3 separate regions of the Homo sapiens genome follow, and regions 1 and 3 are each linked to region 2. A link is a loop called in an ENCODE intact Hi-C map of the cell type or tissue named here. Cell type or tissue: pancreas. All regions are shown on one strand. Links, peaks and the distances in the headings refer to the core of each region. The heading gives the core; the rest is flanking DNA.

What was found. Hi-C counts contacts between places; a loop is a spot of excess contacts. Peaks named below come from ENCODE experiments on the same cell type or tissue, not always from the same donor. Only the 100,000 strongest peaks of a DNase experiment are listed, where the experiment ranks them.
Region 1: it touches region 2 in a loop (4-fold over the local background); 81 of 110 quality-filtered maps call a loop at or near these places.
Region 3: a loop joins it to region 2, with 5 times the contacts of the local background. A loop is called at or near these places in 95 of 110 quality-filtered maps.

Annotation. Positions count from the first base shown.
Region 1 is chrX:119,002,998-119,008,521 of GRCh38, reverse strand. LONRF3 (LON peptidase N-terminal domain and ring finger 3) reads right to left here. Exons shown (of 11, transcript NM_001031855.3): 6 at 2,287-2,401. Among named protein-coding and RNA genes, the nearest start is that of LONRF3, 31 kb to the right of the region's middle. In pancreas, for the core only: a CTCF peak has its summit at 3,425 (motif pointing left); a DNase peak (open chromatin) is centred at 3,411.
Region 2 is chrX:118,836,842-118,843,005 of GRCh38, reverse strand. LINC01285 (long intergenic non-protein coding RNA 1285) reads right to left here and starts at 3,450. Exons shown (of 7, transcript NR_110393.1): 1 at 3,231-3,450; 2 at 1,141-1,191. RefSeq lists a silencer at 3,583-3,652. In pancreas, for the core only: a CTCF peak has its summit at 3,528 (motif pointing left); a DNase peak (open chromatin) is centred at 3,515; H3K4me3 peaks cover 762 bases.
Region 3 is chrX:119,065,054-119,070,577 of GRCh38, reverse strand. No RefSeq gene overlaps it. Among named protein-coding and RNA genes, the nearest start is that of CT47C1, 5.2 kb to the left of the region's middle. In pancreas, for the core only: a CTCF peak has its summit at 3,316; no DNase peak of the experiment used is centred there; H3K27me3 peaks cover 832 bases.

The DNA of each region.
Region 1 (5,524 bases), core at 525-5,524, 170 kb before region 2:
TCTAGGTATCACTGAGATTAAAAGTCATGATTTCAAGAACTGGACTCAGGCTCAATTGTCACTGTTACTCTCCTCCCAAACACCCCTGTCCGATGCATACCCAGGGATGTTTAGGTAGTGGGTATTTAACGGTGTGAATCAAACAACTGATGTTAAAACATCTGCAGAGAATTGCTTGCTATGGAAACTACCCCTACAGTCCCAGCAGGGGGAGCGCCTGAGTATAAAACTGTTGGCTTCAAACAATTTTGTTCCTTTCTCAGTATGGGCTGTGTCTCTATTCTGCAGTGAAAATGATTGGAATATTTAATTCTATGTAAAATGGTGCAAGTGTGACCCTATGTGAATAAACAGAGATAGATGAGAATATCTTCTAGACCCCAAGTCCTGAACTCTATAGCATCTGTCTCCAGGATGCCTTATCTGCCACTGTCACTGCCATTGCCTGGCTATGGGAAAATCAACTGCATTTCCCAGTCCCAGTTGTGGGGGATAAGCATTGACTGAGGAGGTAGTCAGTCTAAAAAGTAGGTGACTCCTCTGCTGATACTAAAACAAAAAGCCAGAAAAGGCACATACTAAAATGTTAACTAACAGTGGTTTTCTCTAGGTACTGAGCATATGGGTAGATTTTTCTTCTTTCCACTTAATCTGAATTTTCCAGTGCTACAACAACACAGATGTATTATTTCAGTATAAGGATCAAGGACTTCTCACCTACAATCAGGCCTGCAAATCCTACAACTTTATCCAGGGAAAGGTATGACATTGACCCTCCTCCCAATCCCAACGCATACCCTCAGGGCTACCAGTGATGATGATTTCACTCCATTCCCTTAATTTAAATACTGGGGTGATGGTAAAGCTCAACATGTGACTTCTCTTGACCTGTAGTCACCTAGAGATAGCCTTGCATCTCCAACCTCTCCTCAGGAATGACAGGGGTCAAGGAACATTAACACCGATTGTAAAATGTGGCAGATAAGTCCCTGAGGGAGGGAAAACAAGATAGATTCTCAGGTCTTCTTTATCTGTAGGAAATTCCTTCAGGTTCACTTGAAAAACAAAGGTGGGAGTTTGTGTGATTAGTTTTAGAGAACCTGGAAGTCCTAGAGGGCTGCGGTCTGCAAAAGCTCTAGGGCTTCCAGGTACAGTGGCTCCTGATGGGTTGGACAAGGATCACACTGAAGTTCTGTGAGGTTCTTCTGGGGCCTTTGGAGCTGTTATCTTCAAGCCACAGAATAAACACTGATGATAAGGGAACATCAGGGCTTACCTAGTCCAATCCTAGAGGGGACAAAAGATTTACTCAAGATTACAGTGTATCAGGTGCCACGATGACATTAGAACCAGGATCCAAGTTTATCATCTATTTAATACTTTCGTTTCCAACACAAATTAATTTCCCTACTTACACTGCATAAAAAGCTGCATGTTGCCTCATTTTCCTGAAGGACTTTATGGAGAGGGGGACAGTGGCTATAAGACAGGAGAAATAGGCTGGGCGTGGTGGCTCATGCCTGTAATCCCAGCACTTTGGGAGGCTGAGGTGGGTGGATCACCTGAGGTCAGGAGTTCGAGACCAGCCTGACCAATATGGTGAAACCCCATTTCTACTAAAAATACAAAAATTAGGCCGGGCGTGGTGGCTCACGCCTGTAATCCCAGCACTTTGGGAGGCCGAGGCGGGTGGATCATGAGGTCAGGAGATCCAGATCATCCTGGTTAACACGGTGAAACCCCGTCTCTACTAAAAATACAAAAAATTAGCCAGGCGTGGTGGCGGGCGCCTGTAGTCCCAGCTACTCGGGGAGGCTGAGGCAGGAGAATGGCATGAACCCGGGAGGCGGAGCTTGCAGTGAGTGGAGATCACGTCACTGCCCTCCAGCCTGGGCGACAGAGCGAGACTCCGTCTCAACAAAACAAAACAAAACAAAACAAAACAAAACAAAAATTAGCCGAGCGTGGTGGCATGCGCCTGTAATCCCAGCTACTTGGGAGGCTGAGGCAGGAGAACTGCTGGAACCCAGGAGGCGGAGGTTGCAGTGACCCGCGATCACGCCACTGCACTCCAGCCTGGGTGGGAGAGTGGAGACTCAGTCAAAAAAAAAAAAAAAAAAAAAGAAGACAGGAGAAATAGATGGTTTGAGGGAGTAATGTGCCCTACCACAGTGCCGTGGCTGGGGGTCCAGTTGAACACTGTCTTAGTGCCCAATTCCAAATAAACTAAACAAAACAAGAAAGAAATACTGATTTAAACCAAACAAGAAAGAAATATTGATTTACCTGTGAAAGACCGTCTTTGCACAATGGACACTTTGCGTTGTGATCTAGGCATCTTTCTAGGCATTTTAAGCAAAAAGTATGCCCGCAAGGTGTTGTGACTGGCTCATAGAATAATCTGAAATTTAGGAATCAAAATGGAAGAAAACTGCAATAAGACCAAAAATAAAAGAGTGACTCAAAGCTAAGTTTTTAAAGCATTATTTAGAATATTTTAGGGTGGGGGAGGAGTTCTTTTTAAAAAGTCGCTATTGTTATACTTCAGATAAACATTTGCCTTTCATTTTTGAGCTGGATTAAAATACATTTATTAAAGTTTAGGGCATAGCTAGATCATTTTGTAACATCAATTCTAGTCTATCTCTTCTGGGGAATTCAGATTTTTTGCCCTGTCTGGTCCAAGAAAAATAGAGATTAATGCACAGAGTGTCTGGATAAATTCCATTCCGAAAATATTTAGCCAACCTGTTCACCTGAGTATATGTAAACACACACACACAAACACACACACACGCACACACATTCTCTCTCTTACACATTTACCCATTTAAGCACTTTACATCATATTACCATGGAAAAAAACCGTTTGCTAACCTTGATTCCTCTTTTCGTCTAAGCAATGTTAATGCCTGAAGGATATCAAAATTGTACCTCTAACAAACATAACTGCCTTTTATATAGATAATTTTCATAGGGGCAGGAGAATAGTATTGTTAGTGTGCTTACTGATATAGACTAGATATGGATCTATATTGATGCATATACACACATATATACATACATTTACATGTGTACATACATATATATACATACATATACTTCAATTTGGTACTATTTTAATTGCTTGGGGAGAACAGGATATTTTCAAAGCAATGTGGGAATCCTTTTATAAATTTGTTCTGTACCTTCAGAAATTAATGGATTTGCTTTGCTTAAAAAAAGGCTCACCTGCAGCGAGATCAGTGAGTGAGGGTAGCTGAAGATGACCGTTGAGGAGTGGGGCTTGCACTCACCAAGAGGAGCAGCACAGGAAGAAGGGAAAGACCCCTGCCTGACCAGCCTATTTTCACCTCACAAGAGTGTTCAGTGGAGAGTCAGAGGCTGCCAGCTGCACGGCTCCCTCGTGTGGCCAGGAGGTGCACCAGCAGCCTGGCCAGCACTGCCAGACTGAGTAGAAGAAGCAACATGCCAGCTGAAAAGTACTTGAGAAGAAACTGAACCCACTAACTAGAATGAACCTGAGGTCCACAGGGGTTGAAGTTACTTGTCTAAGTGCGCACAGCCAACTGTTGACAGATGAAAGTCTATCCAACTTCCACTTCAGTCATGTGCCTTTTCTATTACAACAATAATTCTCAACCATTGCTGTGCATCAGAATCACCTGAACAGCTTTATCTTTAAACAGCTTTACTGATGCAAAATTGACATAAAATAAATGGAACAGACGTAAAGTGTACAATTTGATAAGTTCTGACATATGTACACACTTATGAAACCATCGCCACAATCAAGATAGGAAACATACCCATCCCTCCCAAATGTTTCCTCATGCCCCTTTGTAAGCCCTCCTTCCTGCCTCCCCCAGTCACCTGGGGAGCCTATGAAAACTCTAGATGCCCACTACAGCACCTACAGAGATTCAGATCAGTAGGCCCAGTGTACAGGACAGGCATCAGAAATTTTTTTTAAGCCTCCCAGTGGTTTTAATGTACAGCCAAGATTGAGGATCACTGTGTTACACAATCCCATTAATCTCTGCATAGGCAAACTTACTGTATTGGTCTTCAAATATCAGTTACGTGTGGAGCAAAAAAACCCATACATTGTGAAGCTCCACTGGCTAAAGTTCCAGATTCAGCAGGTCAAGGAGACCAGCAGAAATGGGATATTTTTAACAAGCCAATGGAGGTCTGGAGGAGGAGAGAGACTTTTCATGTATTCAACTTTTTGGTACTTTTTGAATTTTATGATTCTGTTTAAAAAGTAGTTAATTTGTTTAACAAATTAATTAAAACTAATAAATTTTAGTTATCAAATTGGCCAAAAAGCAAAGTTATTTAAAAAAGAAAAACTATTTACTATGGAGGTCTCAGTGCACTAAGGCAAGAAAAAAAATGAGAACTGGAGAGGAAAAAAACAAATCTGTCATTATTCACAAATGATATGATGGTGAACTTAGAAAAATCTAAAAGAATCTACAAATGATTATTAGAATAAGAATGGAATTAACAAAGTTACTAGATAAATACACACACACGTGCACACACAATTATAGTTCTATATACCAGCAATAGACATTAGAAATGTCATCATCTTAAAGATAACATTTGCAACTCCTTTTAAAAATCAAGTGTCCAGGAAGAAATCTAACAACAGTTGTAGGAGACCTCTATTGGAAAAAGCTACAAACACCTCATTGAAAGAAATTAAACAACTAAGTCCCAATAAAAAACCTCAATGGGTTATTTCATTTGTTTATTTTTGTAGAACTTGACAAGTTGATTTCTAAACTTTATAAGGAAAAGCAAAGGGCCAAGAGCCAAGATACATCTGAAGAGCAACGATGTGGGAGGACTCACTCTACCAGATTACAGAACATATAAAGCTGCAGTGATTAAAACAGTATATGACTAGCACAAGGACAAATAGACTCGGGGAACAGAACAGAAAGCCCAGAAACAGATCCAGACGTGGATTCTTGATTTATGACAAATGTGCCACTTCAAAGCAGATGGGGGAAAGATTTTCAATACATAAATAGCATTCTCAATAAATGGTATTAGGAGAGTTGGCTATCTATAGGGGGAAATGAAATTGGATCATCTCTCATATCATTCGCAAAAATCAATTCCATGTGGGCTGTAAAAATAAATGTGAAAAGCAGAACAATAAAACGTTCATAAGATGAAATAGCCAGGCACAGTGGCTGGCACCTCTAATCCCAGCTACTTGAGGCGGGGGTGCTGAGGCAAGAGGATTGCTTGAGACCAGGAGTTTGACACCCCATGTCTCAAATAAATTAATTAGTCAAATAAAAGAAAATAAAGATAAAATAGGAGAATATCTTTATGACCTGAAGGTAAAAAAAATGAATTCTGACCCTGTCTATAAATGAAAAGATTGATAATTTTGACTGTATTAAAATGAAGAGCTTTTGGCTGGGTGCAGTGGCTCACACCTGTAACCCCAGCACTCTGAGGCTGAGGCGGGTGGATCATCTGGGGTGAGGAGCTCAAGACC
Region 2 (6,164 bases), core at 585-5,584:
TTTTTAAAAACTACAGTATGATACCTGTAATCCTAGCACTTTGGGAGGCTGAGATGGGAGGATCGCTTGAGCCTAGGAGTTCAAGATCAGCCTGGGCAACATGGCAAAACCCTGTCTTTTTTTTGTCTTTTTCTTTTTTTTTTTTTTTTTTTGAGATGGAGTCTTGCTCTGTCACCCAGGCTGGAATGCAGTGATGCGATCTCAGCTCATTGCAACCTCCACCTCCTGGGTTCAAACGATTCTCCTGCCTCAGCCTCCTGAGTAGCTGGGATTACAGGTGCATGCCACCACGCCCAGCTAATTTTTGTATTTTTAGTAGAGATGAGGTTTCGCCATGTTTGCCAGGCTGGTCTCTAGCTCCTGACCTCAGGTGATCTGTCCACCTCAGCCTCCCAAAGTGCTGGGATTACAGGCGTGAGCCACTGCGCCTGGCTGTGAAACCCTGTCTCTACACAACATTTAAAAATTAGCCAGCCATGGTGGTGTGCACCTGTAGTCCCAGGTATTTGGGAGGCTGAGGTGAGAAGATTGCTTGAAGGTTGAGGCTGCAGTGAGCTGTGATTGCACGCGCCACTGTACTCCAACCTGGGTGACAGAGCGAGATGCTGTTTCAAAACAAATAAAAAACCTACAGTATGTACTTGTATAATTTTGATTAAAATAAACAAAAGAAAACGAGAGGCACATTAAGTCCTCTTCTGGAAAAGGTTTCCTTAATACTTTCCTCCACCCGCCTTCAAGCAGGGTTAAGTGTTCCTCTTCTGTAAAAGGTTTCCTTAATACTTTCCTCCACCCGCCTTCAAGCAGGGTTAAGTGTTCCTCTTCTCTGCTCCCCAGAGCATCTTGTCCTCAACTCCCTTCAGAGCACTTAACAAGCTATACTGTCATTGTTTTGTTGTCTGTCTTCCTGAAGGAACTATGAGCTCCTTGCAAGGAAGGACTATGTATTATTCATTTCAGCTCCTAATTTTTATAACACTAAAAAAGGCATTCATTAAATGAAGTGAAACTAGCTAAACCAAATACAACCAAAAGTCACTCAATCTAGGCAAATTAACATCACAATGAGACACTAATCAAAAAGACAGACAAGAAAGTATTGGTAAGGATGTGGAGAAATAGAAATCCTCATACATTTACCAGTGGGGATAGAAAACAGTGCAGCCACTTTGGAAAGCAATCCAGAAGTTCCTAAAAAGTTAAACATACAGTTACTTTATAAAACCCAGCAATTCCACTCCTAGGTATATACCCAAGAGAACCCAAAACATGTCCACACAAAAACTTGTATACGAATATTCACAGAATTATTCATAACAACCAAAAAGTGGAAACAACTCAAATGTTTATCAACTGATGAGTGGAAAAACAAAATATGGTATATCCATCAATGTAATATTATTTAGCCAGAAAAAGGAAGGGAGTATTGATAATGTTACAAAATGGATGAACCTTGAAAACATCATGTTAAGTGAAAGAACCCAGACACAAAAGGCCACATATTGTATGAGTCCATTCATGTGAAATGTCCAGAAAAAGCAACTATATACAGACAGAAAGCAGACAAATGGTTGCCTAGGGCTAAACATGAGAGAGGAGATTAACTGCAAACTGCTTCTGGGAATTCGTGGGGGATAGGGAAAATGTCCTAAAACTGTATTGTGGTGATGGTTGCACAACTCCATAAATTTATTTTTATTTATTTGTTTAGTTTTGAGACAGGGTCTTGCTCTGTCACCCAGACTGGAGTGCAGTGGCACAATCACAGCTCACTGCAGCCTCAACCTCCCTGGCTCAAGTGATCCTCCCACCTCAGCCCCCAAGTAGCTGGGACTACAGGTGTGCACTACCGCTCCTGGCTAAATTTATTTTTTAAACTGTACACTTAAAGTCAGTGGATTTGATGGTATAAAAAGTACAAGGCTGGGAAAAAATTCCTCAATTTATTACATTATTCAGTTTCTTTATAAATTAACTGTTTTTCCTCAAATAGACTACTTCTATTAAGAACTGTGGTGAGGCTGCTGGTAGTGGTTCACGCCTGTAATCCCAGCACTTTGGGAGGCCAAGGCGGGTAGATCACCTGTGGTCAGGAGTTCGAGACCAGCCTAGCCAACATGGTGAAACCCCGTCTCTACTAAAAATACAAAAATTAGCTGGGCATGGTGGTGGCATGCCTGTAATTCCAGCTACTCGGGAGTTGGAGACAGGAGAACTGATTGAACCCAGGAGGCAGAGGTTGCAGTGAGCCGAGATCGTGCCACTGCACTCCAGCCTGGGCGACAGAGTGAGACCGTCTCAAGAAAAAACAAAAACAAAAACAAAAAAAAACAAAAACAAAAATAAAACCGTGGTGAGGCCAGGCATGTGGCTCACGCCTGTAATCCCAGCACTTTGAGAGGCCAAGATGGGCGGATTACTTGAGGTCAGGAGTTCAAGACTAGCCTGGCGAACATGGTGAAACCCCATATCTACTAAAAAATACAAAAACTAGCCGGGTGTCGTGGCGGGCGCCTGTAATCCCAGCTACTCAGGAGGCTGAGGCGGGAGAATTGCTTGAACCCAGGAGACAGAGGTTGCAGTGAGCCGAGATCGCGCCATTGCACTCCAGCCTGGGCGACAGAGCAAGACTCTGTCTCAAAAAAAAAAAAAAAAAGACCGTGGTGAATTAAGTTTCTGAGACATTTCTGTCAGTTGGGACTTGGGGCTGTGCTGCATAGACATCACAGCCAGCATCTCAGTCTGAGAAATTGTACGATGTCTTGAGGTGTACAACGTGTTTCCAGTTGAGTGACCCCAGTGTGTAGTCTAGATACTCCCTGGCCTTTCTGCTGGTTTAAGTGTGAGAGTGCCTAAGGCCTCTACACCAAGCAAGAAACTAGTCAGTTAACAAACTCACGTCTTGAAACTCCCCAGCCCAGTTCACAACCAGGTGAATTGTTCTATTACAGCATATCTATGAAAATGATCGATCAAATTACTGATTTGATTTTCTCCTTTTTTTGGAGGGTGGGCAACTGGGTAAGTGCTTATTGGGCAAGGATGTCCGGCCAGATCAGCCAAAAGATACAAAGTCCATCCCGTCGGCCCGTCCCCTGGGGTACTACAGGGGAAATCTCATCTCTCCAAGGCCGGTGGGGAGGCACAAAGGGATTTAACAGCACCTCTCCTGGCTAGGGGAAAGGCTGGGACAAAGTCCCTCCTTTGTTGCATTGCGGGAAGGGCCAAACCTGCCACAATGTCAGGGTGAGGTGTCTGTTCCCGGGGCCTCCTGGTGACCGGGAAGCTCATGCGACTGCTCCCGGACTTCAGTCGCTTTCGCCGCTGCAGCCCCACCGTCCGGCCCGGGCATGGCGAAACAAGCAGGCGGTGGAGGGAGGAAACCAGCCCGAGCCAACCGCTCATTCCTCGCAGCCGTCCGGGGATCCCCAGGCGGTCCCCTACGACCCTGCGCGTGACCCCCCTGTCACGTGGCCGCCGTCCCTTTCGGGATGCACCATTGCTTCTGGCGCCCCCTGGTGACCAGAAGAGAGCAGAGCTGGCACCGCGAGGGCGAGCCTGCCGGTCCGCTGGACCCTACGCGAGCCGGCGGCGCTGTCTGGGCCCCCGCGGCGGAAATGGCCCCGCCGGTGGCACCAGGGCGTGCTCCGCGAAGCCCAGGGAGCTGACCCAAGCCCGAACTGGAGTGGGTGGAAGCCGCTTCCACCCTTTCCTCCCTTCCCCCGAAAGGGAAAAGGACCTCTAAGAAGACAGAATGGCCAGATAATTATCTTGAACCTGGATTCCAGCTCCTTGTGCAAAAACAGAAGAATAAGGCAGGGTTTTGGAGTTTATGTTTGTTTGTTTGATTAAGAGGGTTTTGCTGATGCTCCTGAAAACATGTATTTGTAGCCCCGAGATTGTGAGCTAATTATTACTTCTGAGTCTCATTCTCCTCTTCTATAAAATAGGGACAATAATGGTGAAGTGTTTGTGAGGATTCACAGGTGTTTGTGAGGAGCAAATGAAATAATCCACCTGAAGGTTTTAGCAGACAGGTTTAAGCTACTTGTTTAGCTTTAAACCAGCTAGTTTAGCAACTAACTCAGGTCTCAGTAAACACCTTCGAGAAATGAAAGGATTTTGACACCATAAAATAAACACGTGCCTAAGGTGAATTGTCCATTAAAAATGTATGTATATGGGAATTAAAACCATCTATCCCCAAACTCGGCCTGGACACTGAGAATCAAAAACCCCACTGTAGCATCTACATAAAAAGGACTTTGCTAATCCACTGTCTTCATTCGCATTACTTTTCCAGGACGTTCTCTGCAGGCGAATAGTTTCTGCATTACAGGATCTTCTGCAAAGGCCCATCAACTCGTCAATGGACAGCACCAACAGTTTGCACTCTAAAATTTTTTGAATGCCTCTCATTAAAATCCTCCTCTTGCTGCTTACACCAATCCTAGAATGTTGGTATCTCGTGGTTCTTACCCAATCCCAATCAAATCCCAGCATTGAAAGACTCACCGCCTTAAGCCCATTTTTCATTTCTCAATAAATTCTGATCTTTCTTTTCCTGTCTGAAGCACCGCTAAAGCTTCACGAAGTGGTGTTCTCCCGTAGTGAGGGAAGCAATAAATGCACTTCGTCATATCATCAGGTGCATTGGTGATATATGGGGAGCGAGCATTTGATTTTTTATTGTTTTAAAGATGGGGTCTTGCTATGTTGCCCAGGTTGCTCTCCAACTACTGGCCTCAAGTGATCCTCCCACTTATTCAATTAATGGTGTTGGAATAATTAGCCAAGCATTTGCACGATTTTTCTTTTTTTTGAAATGGAGTCTCGCTGTCACCCAGGCTGGAGTGCAGCGGCATGATCTTGGCTAACTGCAACCTCCGCCTCCCATGTTCAAGTGATTCTCCTGCCTCAGCCTCCTGAGTACCTGGGATTACAGACACGTGCCACACCCGGCTACTTTTTGTATTTTTTAGTAGAGACGAGGTCTCACCATGTTGTCCAGGCTGGTCTTGAACTCGTGACCTCAAGTGATCCACCCGCCTCGGCCTCCCAAAGTGCTGGGATTACAGGCTTGAGCCACCAAGCCGGGCCTCACACTTGTTTCATTCCCAGTGAACTACTTCACATACTGGCAAGCCTATTGGAGCAGGGGGTCCCTGCATTGTAATGGTGAGGTTGGCCTATGATGTGGCTGGGGCCTGGATGATTTTATGGTGATATCTTCCTCTTTACCCCAGCCACCAGGCCTACCACCCTCCAGCTAAGCTTGAGTTTTCTCCATTCATTCAAATCTTCTAACAGGTGCACTCAAAAGAGTAGTATCATTTTCTTCTCCTAAGTCATTCAGTTTTATGTTATTGTCCCTCATTGTTTTATTTTCAGCTGTGTTTCCATCAATTCTCTTGCTTTTTCTAGGAAAAGAGTCATATTTATTACAATTTATGATGGATATTTGTCAGCCAGTAACAACACAGTGTTTATTATAGTTTTTTTATTAGTATGTTTTTATATTTGCTCAGGCTTTACCCCTTTACTCCTCTTTTTTGACAAATAATCTTTAATTTTGCTCTCAAAATTATCACATTTGTCATTAGAAAAAGAACAAAAACAATTTTATAAATACTTCATATGTAAAACTCCCTTTTTAGAGAGTACAATCCCAATAAAGTAAATTATACATGTATCTACATTCACAGGGTTAGAAAAAAGATTTAAAAGAAATATGCCAGGTTGGGCATGGTGGCTCACACCTCTAATCTCAGCACCTTGGGAGGCCAAGGTGGGAGGATCTCTTGAGTCCAGGAGTTTAAGATCAGCCTGGGCAACATGGTAAGACCCCATCTCTACTAAAAATGCAAAAATTAACCAGGTGTGGTGGCACACGCCTAAAGTCCCAGCTACTTGGGAGGCTGAGTTGTGAGGATGGCTTGAGCTCAGGAGGCAGAGGTTGCAGTGAGCTGAGACGGTGCCACTACACTCCAGCCTGGGTGACAGAGCCAGACCCTGTCTTCAAAAAATAAAAAAGAAATAAAAGAAATATCCCAAAATATTCAGTGTTTACCTATGATTTATTTTTTCTTTTACTGTATACTTTTATGATTATTTAAGTATTAACTGTATTTTACATAATTTTGTGACACTCTAAATATTCAACT
Region 3 (5,524 bases), core at 525-5,524, 230 kb before region 2:
CTGTGTCACAGCCAGAGTAGGCTGCGGGTGCCTACTTTGTGCCTACTCTGGCACAGGAGTGCCATCTCCTTCCAGGCCAGGTAGAGCCCACGGTCCTCAAGCCCAGCACTTCCTGCTTCTCATGGAAGCCACGGGAGGGGCGAGGGACAGTCTGGAATGCTGGTCTCTCTTGGGATTTGACTTTGACTTCCACATCCCAAGGGGGTCATTGCACAGACTCTGTAACTTTGAGCTCAGCCCCTGGGAGTGGAGTTGCATGTCAGGGCTCCATCCTTCTGATTCTGGGCAAGTCTGCACCACCACAGGCTCCTTTTCACTTACAGGCTTATCTAGCTTGTGGGGTTTATGCCTTTCTTGCATCATCAGTCTTCTTTCCTACACTGAAGTTTGTTCATCATTCTTCGTGACTTTAACATCCACAGGGATGACTTATCCCATGACCTGGAATTCCACTTCCGTGACCTCCTCATCTGATCTTTTCTACAAACTTACATCAGATACTTACCCCCATGGTCCTACACTAGCCTTTTCCATTACCAGAAATGGCACCATTTAGAAAATTTCTTCTCTACTGCTACAATGTTTCAATCCCATCAGATTATTTCCCCAATCTGCTGACCTAGCCACTTTTTCACTCTACCTTCCTACCATCTTCTTCATTTGCCTACTTACCCAGTTTAAATTCCATCCATTATGTGTTGCTATTATCACAGGCAGAATGCTGGCCTCCCCAAAGATGCCCATGTCCTAATCCCCAGAACCCTGTGGGTCTGTTAGGTTACCTGGCAGAGGGGAATTAAGGTTGCAGATGGAGTTAGTGTTGCTAATCAGTTGACTTTAGGATAGGGAGATTATTCTGGATTAGTCAGATAGGCCCAATGCAGTCACAAGCATCCTTAAAAGTGGGAGAGGGAATTAGAAGAGAGAACCAAAGAGATGGCAGCATGAGAAAGACTTGGCCTGATGTTGCTGGCTTTAAAGATGGAGGAAGGAAACTATAAGCCAGTGAAAGTGGGCAGGCTGTAGAAGCTGGAAAAGTCAAAGAAACAGATTCTCCTCTAGAGTCTCCAGAAGGAATACAGCTCTGCCCACACCTTGATTTCAGCTCAATGACACTTCTGACCTCTGCAACTCTAATATTTTAAGTCTGTATTTTAAGCCACAAAGTTTGTGGTGATTTGTTACAGCAGCAATAGGAAACTGATACCTACTCACTCACTCCATTCCCTTTCTCCTCTTAGCTGTCTATCATATCTACTAGGCAAAACCCCAAACTCTAGTTGAATTGCACTATATTACTTTTTCCTTGCCACTAAATGAAGCAGATAAAAATATTGAAAGTTGGTTGACTAAATTCACTAAAAATTTGTGGTCATGAGCACGCTCAAGACTGCTTGGCAACCACAGTTTCACTACACTTTCCCTCCACCCTAAATCTTTGACAATTTTGCCATTGAACACACAAACGTTTCTGTTTCTCAGCTTCTACATTTCCAATAATTTGCCATCTACCCTACCTCATCCACTTACTCTCAGGACCATGCCAAGGATCCTAGACCTTTCTTAATGAAAATATACATCACTCCCAAAATCTCAAGATTAAAAAATCTTAAGAATTCCACACTCTGACCACCACTTCTTATTTTTCCAGTTTGGTGCCCTTGCTCCGACTATGGTCTGCAATGACCACCATGTGGTCAAAGCCATCAGTCTCTTTCTATTCTCAGTTTTCTTGATCCTTCAGCAGCAGCTACCCACATTACTCTTCCTTAAACAGCCCCTTTCAGGATTTCTGTGGCATTACAGTTTTCTGAGTTTTCTCCTCTTTGGCCACTCTTTACCTCATTCCCCCAAACTAGAGTTTCTCTGGGCTCTGTTCTGGGACTTTGCCTTTCTATACTCCCTTCCCTCAGTGATCTAATCTTTGTTTCAAGGCCTTGAAGATAACCCAATGATTATAATTTCCAAATTGATATCTGTGTCTCAAACCCCTCTTCCAAGTTTATAACAAATTTGACTTGGCATCTCCACTTGAGTATCTCACAGATCTCTCCAACTTGAAGTAGCTAAAATGTCATTCTGGATTTGCTCCTCCTCTCTGCTTGTTCTTTCCTCTTAGGAAATGGCACTTCTACCCACCAAGATGCTTTCATCGGAAACCTGGTTGCCCTCTTTAATTCTTTTCTACATCCATTCCATCTGTCGGCTTACCTCCTAAACGTCTCTCAAATCTGTCCACTTCTCATCTCTTCAACTATTAATACTCTCATTCTAATGCAAACCTTTAGCATTTCTGATTTGACTACTCAATAGCCTCCTAACTGGTTTTTCCCCTTCCAGTGGATTCTCTGCACAACTAGAGAGTTTTTTAAAGAATATAATTCATATCTTTCAGTCATCCTGTTTAAAAACCTTCACTGGCTTCTTGTGAATTAAATAAGATACAAACTCCTTATCTTACCCCATAAGACCCTTTGTGATCTAGTCTTTTCCTGGCACTGTTCTCATAATTTCTAGAATACATGTTCTTGCCTACACATGAAATTCCATCTGCTGGAACAATCCCCTTACCCCCTACTCTCATGTAAGATCGTGCAGATTGTTCTCTACACAAAGGTATCCAGCTGAGGTGTAGGGTGGGCCGAAATCTAGCCTGCAGTCCTCTTGCCAAGCTGTGCTCCTTGGTGTGCAAGACCTTGCTTCTACTCTTCCCATGGCTGGCTTCTTCTCAACCTTCAAGTCTTGGCTTCAATGTCAACTCCTCAAAGAGGCCTTCTCTGACCTCAGTTATTTTCTGTCTCACTGCCATATCTGTCTACTACCTTCATAGAACCTATCACCATCTGTAAGTATAGATTTGCTGTCTTTCTCCCTGTAAGCTCCATGAGAACAGACATCTTGTTTGTCTTGTGCCATGCTATATCACCACAGCACCTAATACATAATCATGCACTGAGAAGTGATAGTTGATGAGAAAGAAGGAAACTCCTGAGAAGAGAATGCAAAGAGCAAAGAGAGGGTCTAGGTTCTGCTTTGCCCAGGTGCCTCCTGCCACACTGATTGGCATCAGAAAAAGCCTTCATGTCATAGAGAAACCACAAGTGTGGCCAGAAATTCTCAAATGTGGCAGCACATCAGAATCTCATGGGGATTAAATTAAAAAGTCTTCATATCATAGAGAAAGCACAAGTTTGGCCTGAAATTCTCAAATGTGGCATCACATCAAAACCTCGTGGGGATTAAATAAAATAACATAACCGCCTCTCCTCTGTCTTTCAAGGTTCTGATTCATTGGGTCCGGGTGGCTGCTGCAGACACTCTCGGTGCACTACCGAGAGACTGCCACTGAGTGGTGCTGTATGACTCTGTTTCAGAGTAGAGGTCGCACTTCGCTCCAAGAGAAGGCATAATTTATAGAAGGATTTTTTTTTTTTTTTTTTTTTAGCTACTCTGACCTCAGATCTTCTCATTCCAGGAGGGTGGCCCAGGCAGTGCCTCCAGAAATGTTTAAGTTTTGGTTTCTTTTCTGTGCCCTTCCAGATTCACAATAAGGACATCTGTCCTTACCTAAAAGCTTCCCCTCACCTCTCCTAACCCACCCCCACAAAGCTCTACCAATATCCTCTTACCTTCTGCCCAAAACTTCCCGTACTTTTCTTCTCTTATCTTTTACCTCTTTATCTTGTCTTCCTCTTCTTTTTCTGGGAATCACTCTTCCTCAGTTTCCTTACTTGTAACCGGAGGATAAGGGTGGCATTGTGAGGATCTAAGGAGATACCACCTACCAAACTGCATTGATCTAACTTGGCATGTATTATCTTCATAGATTTTTACACCAATGCCATTCTAATCCACACAGTGATGGTAGCTTCTCTATTCAAGCAAACACAATTTTATTAATGCATATTTTCAAGAACACGTATTATAAGTGAAATACATCTGAAGAGGATTTAGAGAGAAGATTCGTATGCGCTACTACCCTGCTTTTTGCAACTGGTCATGAACCAGCCTCTGAGTGAACTGGAGGGGAAGGCACGGAAGAGGTAACAGAAGGGGCTAGGAAAAAGATTCTTCCAGGGCCTTAATCAGCCTGAAATGCTTTGGAACCAGCTGACCTAATAATTCTTCAGAGACTGTCAGTGCACTGGTGCCCAATGAATGCCTCCATACAAAGCTGCAAGCCCACTATCTATGGCAGTCTAGGACTGGGAAAGAACAAAGCAAGGTTATAACGGAGTGGACCTCAGTTCAAAGAAATGAGAACAAAAATCAGGCCACTCTTGGCCAGATAGATAGATAGATAGATAGATAGATAGATAGATAGATAGATAGATAATGATTTCCCCTTCCTCTATATTCCAAATGGCTTGCAGAAGGGGTTCTTGTTTCTCATGGCAGGGCTATCGATGGGGCAATTGAAGGAGCTACTGTAAAGGACTGTAACTAAAGAACATTTCAAGATAGCTCCATGGGCTCTTTGACAGGTCTAGTTCAGGAAGCCCCATGCCAACAACCAAACAACTCCCTTTGCAGTACAGCCCACAGCTCATCCTCTGGGCTGGTTTAGCTTCAAATGACCATTTGGCACTGTTTGGCAACAGGTTGCCTCACCAGCCCACTGACCTCCAGAGTCTTCTGGAAGTTAAAAGGACACACATTCACTACCATAAGTTCTAAAAACCTATAGCAGTTCCCACTCAAGCCACTCCACTGACAGTTGGAGCGGGTGGGGAGAGATGCGGGAGGGCTGAAAAGGGAAATGTTGCATACAGAGAGCTTATTTGAAATGCATTAGGGTGCTTTCTCTTTGAAGGAATTTGCAGGCAAGGGTTTTGTAAAGGAAAAAGTGCTTTGGTATGCGGGTAATATGCAGTCATTTATCTGTGTAGTAAGCTTAGATCTTATCCATCACATTTTTTTTTTTTTACCCTTGAGCTCATCTCTATTAGGGAGATTCTGATTTCTCCAACTCCTTGAGAGGCACCTCAGGTCCAGGGAAAAAATGAATAAGGATGACTTTCTCCAGAGGATGGTACGTTTTAATTCCAGATGTCCCTGCTGTGAATATAAAACAAAGAATTTGTCAAACTCGGGGGCTGAACTGCCTGGATTTTAACCCAAGCTCTGCCACTTAGTACCTGCGTGATCTTGGGTAGTTATTTAGCCTCCCTGAACTTCAGTGGGTTTTTTAAAATACGAAAAATGTAGATAATAAGAGCACTTATCACATAGGCTTGTTGTGAGTGTTAAATGAACTAATATATGTAAAATCTTAGAACAAAGCCTGGCACATAAGCAACATATGGGTCCTCAGCATATAATTCCTGCCCTCGAGTAGCTTGGAGTTCAGCTGGGGGGACAAAACCTATGCATTAAAGGTTAAATAGCAGTACATGCTACCGCTTCACTAGACCATATGTAGTGTTAGGCCTTAGGATATGGTAGTGAGCCGGAGAGTCTTGATATAACCAGAAAATGTCAAAGAAACAGATCAAACAGTAAAGGCACCGAGATCAGAGTAGTG